Regions from separate parts of the Homo sapiens genome. Here region 1 is linked to region 2. A link is an interaction called in ENCODE POLR2A ChIA-PET data of the cell type or tissue named here. Cell type or tissue: PC-9. All regions are shown on one strand.

What was found. ChIA-PET counts read pairs that join two places held together with the same protein. Peaks named below come from ENCODE experiments on the same cell type or tissue, not always from the same donor. Only the 100,000 strongest peaks of a DNase experiment are listed, where the experiment ranks them.
Region 1: POLR2A ChIA-PET joins it to region 2 with 6 read pairs; 3 of 35 experiments call an interaction of 5 or more read pairs at or near these places.

What each region holds. Positions count from the first base shown.
Region 1 is chr16:3,955,974-3,958,473 of GRCh38, reverse strand. It overlaps a transcript of ADCY9 not described here. Among named protein-coding and RNA genes, the nearest start is that of TRIDDENT, 6.8 kb to the right of the region's middle. In PC-9, no CTCF peak of the experiment used is centred here; no DNase peak of the experiment used is centred here.
Region 2 is chr16:3,513,485-3,515,984 of GRCh38, reverse strand. It overlaps CLUAP1 (clusterin associated protein 1), which reads right to left. Exons shown (of 12, transcript NM_015041.3): 6 at 394-477. Among named protein-coding and RNA genes, the nearest start is that of CLUAP1, 14 kb to the right of the region's middle. In PC-9, no CTCF peak of the experiment used is centred here; DNase peaks (open chromatin) are centred at 1,084 and 1,604; H3K27ac peaks cover 1,523 bases.

The sequences.
Region 1 (2,500 bases), 440 kb before region 2:
CCACCTCCCAGGTTCAAGTGATTCTTCTGCCTCAGCCTCCCCAGTAGTTGGGATTACAGGTGCACACCACCACACCCGGCTAATTTTTTGTATTTTTAGTAGAGATGGAGTTTCACCATGGCTGGGCTGGTCTTGAACTCCTGATCTCAGGTGATCTGCCCGCCTCAGGCTACCAGAGTGCTGGGGTTACAGGCGTGAGCTACCGTGCCCGGCCCATCCATTTTATTTTTAAAATTCCTCCCTCGGCAGTGTTTGGGGTCCTGGCGGGAGGGTCCCAGAGCCAGGCAGAACAAACACTGGCTTGGGTTGGCTGGTGAGAGTCTTTCAGGGTAGTGTATCCTCCCGCAGAGCCCCCGCTGCTCTTTGAGGGAAGAGCCGATGGTTGGGGACCCAGACGTCTCTGCCAATCCCCCCCAGCCCTGGCACAGTGGAGGCAGCCCTAGCCCGGCCTCCAGCTGCCCTCCCGAGAGCTGCTGTTTCTGTGTCCTGTCTCCCTCTGACCTTCTTTATTTTCTCATCAAACAAAATCCGTGCCCTCTAGGATGAGAGGGAGATGAACGGGACCAGAAAAGTTTGTTTGGATTTGTGCGTGTGATCCTGGGATAACGCAAAACAGGATCGGGAAGGATGTGAAAGGGTTCAGGGAGAGAGGAGCGAAATGCCCGCGCCCCGCCCTGACACCCCGCTCTGCTCAGGACGCCCGGGGGCACAGACATGCTTGTGCCAAGACGCACCTGAACCGCCCCCTAGCCCTGCCCTCCCAGGACCCCCATCCCGTATTCTCCACGGCTTTCTAGCCTTCTCTATCTCCTCCAGAACTGGCCTGTGGGAACCCTCGGGTCTCAGCTCAGCCCAGCTCCAGCTTTGGTTCTGCGTCTCTAGGACATTTATTCTTCTCCAAGGACACACCTGCCTTCCTCAAGCCCCAGGATGCCACGGTTCTGCACTCCGCCTGTGGCCTCCACCCCCATTCCGCCATCACCCTCCCCCTCCCTGACTCTAGGACTGTAGATAAACCTTCAGCAACAAGATCACCAGGCACTGCTTTGACTTCAAGAGAATGACTTTTCCGCCAGTAAATTCTGTTTTCACATACGCAAATATGCCTCTACCTGGAAGATAGTCTGCTGTTATGCTATGCTTTTCTGCCAACGAGCTGAAAACCCCTGGAGCCTCCTCTGGCCTCAGGATGCCCCATTGAAGTGTTGGCAGAAGGCTTTTCTGTTTATCAGGTTAGAAAGCCCAGGTTCTAACTGGGCATCATTGGCCACAGTGTTTTTGCTGGTAACAGCCAGAAACAGAGCGCGGTATTACAGCCAAACGGTTTCTTTTCCTTCCTCCTCCTTTTCAAGGAAAGAACGAAGAACCCAGATGGAGGGGGAGGGTGTGAGTTTAATGTCAGGCTTAGACAGTAGTTCAGAAAGTGACCACGAGGAAAAATGTATTTTCCCCCTTCTCCCTCCGTCGCTCTTTTCATAAGATTCATTGCTTAAATTATGTGTGGAATATTTATTATCTAGTGTATGCTTAGAATGGAGAAATGTTTAATTGCTCAAATAAGCCTGATCTCTGAAAATCCTCAACTCGGTGTCTACAGAGTAACCAAATTATCCAAATGGTCATAGGGGAGAGGCAAGGTTTGCTGCACATTTGTGCCTCCATAGAAAAGACAGATTGCTGGCCGGGCACGGTGGCTCACGCCTGTAGTCTCAGCACTTTGGGAGGCCAAGGCGGGCGGATCACTTGAGGTCAGCAGTTCGAGTCCAGCCTGGCCAACATGGTGAAATCCAGCTTCTACTAGAAAAAAAAAAAAAAATTAGCCAGGTGTGGTGGCATGCACCTGTAATCCCAGCTACTTGGGAGGCTGAGGCAGGAGAATCGCTTGAACCTGGGAGACAGAGGTTTCAGTGAGCCAAGATCATGCCACTGCACTCCAGCCTGGGAGACAGAGGGAGACTCCATCCCCCCCCAAAAAAAAAAAAAAAGCTCATTGCGCTGGTGTCTTGTCCTTCCTGCTGTTTAACAGAAACAGAAGATGTTCCTTTAATGCAAAATCAGTTTTCCCTAACTTGTTGATTACACAATAAATTCTATCACAATTTTTTATTGTGTTAGGTAGTTTTTTAAAAGCCATTATTGTGTATTTCTAGTATTTCAGGCACTTAGAAGGAAAGAAAAGAAATATTACTTGCCCATTTAACTTGAATTATCATAGAATATAATTTGAGATTTTCGTGGCAATTGGAGCTCTCAGGTGAAAAAAAATATGACTTTGCCTGGGTGCAGTTGCTCATTCCTGTAATCCCAGCACTTTGTGGGGTTGAGACGGGAAGATCACTTGAGCCCAGAAGTTTGAGACCTGGGCAACATAGTGAGACCTCGTTTCTACAAATTTTTCTACAAAAAATCTTGTAGAAATTTTTTCTACGAAAAATTTTTCAAAATTAGCCAGGCACGGTGGTGTACACATATGATCCCAGCTACTTGGGAGGCTGCGTTG
Region 2 (2,500 bases):
GCGAGCAGTAAACAATAGTGATCCTTCTACTTATTACAGTGCTGTCTGGAATTTAGAAAACCCTGAAATCATTTAAATACTAAGCAGTGAGGAATTGGTTAAACAAAATAAAATAGAGCATTATTTATTAAAATTATTGAATAACTGATAATTATCAAATTACTGAAACTGATCAATTTTTAATAACATGAGAAGCTGTTTTTATTTATAACGAGGGGAAAAAAATGATAGTAAGTGACCTAGGTAAGCTCGAATGTCCTCTTGAGTTTTTCATTTCCCCACTAACACATCCCTTGTTACTAAGCCTAGCTTGTTCTGTCTTGTATGGGCAAGAAATCAGTATTTTTGAATCCCAGGCATAAAAAACATTATATAAAAGCAAAGTCATCTTACCAAAATCTCTTTTATTGCAATTCTCATCACTTTTTCAGTCTCGTTTATTTCCAGAGGTCTGGCAATGGCTTCTGTTCTCATTTCCTAGGAAACAGTAAAATCATTTACGTATATTTTCAGAAAAGGAGTTCTCAAAACCAGTATTCCTAGATCTAGATGTGCCTTATAGACTGATTCTCCGAAGTTTATTGCCATGTGGATCTCTGATGCAAAAACACTGCCACCATCACCTCCTATAATGTCTTCCATTATCTGAGTGCCTACCCAGCTCTCTCCAGAGCTCAAGGTCCTCCTTTTCAGCCAGAGGCCTAGGTGACCCCAACTCTATGAGCAAAACTGAACTTAGCATCCATTATCTTTTCTCCCAAATTTGCTGCTGCTTCTTTTTTTTTTTTTTAAATAGAGATAGGGTCTCACTATGTTGCTCAAACTCCTAGGCTCAAGTGATCCACGTTCCTTGGTCTCCCACAGTGCTAGGATCACAGGCATGAGTCACTATGCCCAGCCCCAATTTGCTTCTTTACCTGCATTCTGTCCAGGTGACTCCCAAACTAAGCATCTTTCTTAGCATGAAGTCCCTCTCAGTTGCCTATCACTAACAAACGCAACCGATAAGAACAGTGACCATGGCCCTGCCCCTAGCATGAACCATTAACCTATCAAGGGAGACATCTGTGACTATCATATCAGTGCTGAAAACTTCTGAGACATGGGATTGTAATGTGGATATAGTTATGAGGTTTACTATAGACAATGTTTGTGTGACCCCAAAATTCCTATGTTGAAACTCGAAACCACAATGTGATGATGTTAGGAGGTGATTAGCTCCTAAGAGAAACCCTGGGGAGATCCCTCACCCCTGCTGCCATGTGAGGACTCAGCAACAAGGCACCATCTGTGGGGAACAAGCCCTCGCCAGACACTGAAGCTGCTAGTGCTTTCATCTAGAACTTCCCAATCTCCAGAACTGTGAGAAACAAATCTGTTATTTATAAGTCACTCAGCTTATTGTGTTTTGGGACGGCAGCCTGAACAAAGTAAGACAAGGTTCCTGAAGCACTGTGTCAAAACTCGTCTTGTGCTTCCTTTCATCCACGGTGCACCTGGTGGGAATGGCTGAGGGCAGGGTGAGGACTTAGTCAAGGAGGCAGAGCTCAGTGCCTTGCCTGTGGCTGAGGCTGCACCTCAGTAAATGTTTACTGAATGAAAGAAAAACAAACACTGGATAGGCGCTCTTCCTCGGATCATGACTACACACAGAATTTGACAAGTACTACATTCAGGGTCTCATGGTTTCCTTGGGAACAGTTTCAGCCACTGGTTACTTCATCATTCTTTACAGGATGGTGTTGAAAGAGACCCCGTGGGATGGAAATGAAGTCTCACAATGATGCCACAGCTCTAGTGGCAATCAGCAAGTGGCCAGCTCCTGTCTCTGAGTCTCTTAGGGACATGTACAGACATATGTACACCACTGCACTACAAACAGAACAGGGGAAAGCCTGGAGGTACCTTACTCATCATCTGAATTAGCTAGCAGATGTCAGTGGCAGTTTCATTCTGCCAACCACACTTCATCAGGTGGCAACTGCCGGGTCAATATATGATGAGCAGACATAGCAATCTAGCACCTAAGTCCCTCTTCCCCAGACTTCCACTTCCAGTTTGCTCCCAGGGTATGCCAGAACACAGGCAAGGCAGTGAGAGAGAGAAGCCATGGCTGGCACTCTTGCTAGGAAGTGAATGAAAGAAATTCATTTAGTTTTAAAGCATTAGATTGAGCACATATGCTTCAAATGCCATAAATCTTTACAGGTAAGGATTAAACACTACTCCACTCTAGGCCAGACGCAGTGGCTCATGCCTGTAATCCCAGCACTTTGGGAGGCCGAGGAAGGCGAATCACTTGAGATCAGGAGTTTGAGACCAACCTGGCCAACATGATGAAACCCCATCTCTACTAAAAATACAAAAATTAGCCGGGTGTGGTGACACATATCTGTAATTGCAGCTACTCAGGAGGCTGAGGAAGGAGAATCACCTGAACCTGGGAGGCGGAGGTTTTAGTGAGCCGAGATTGAGCCACCGCACTCCAGCCTGGGCAACA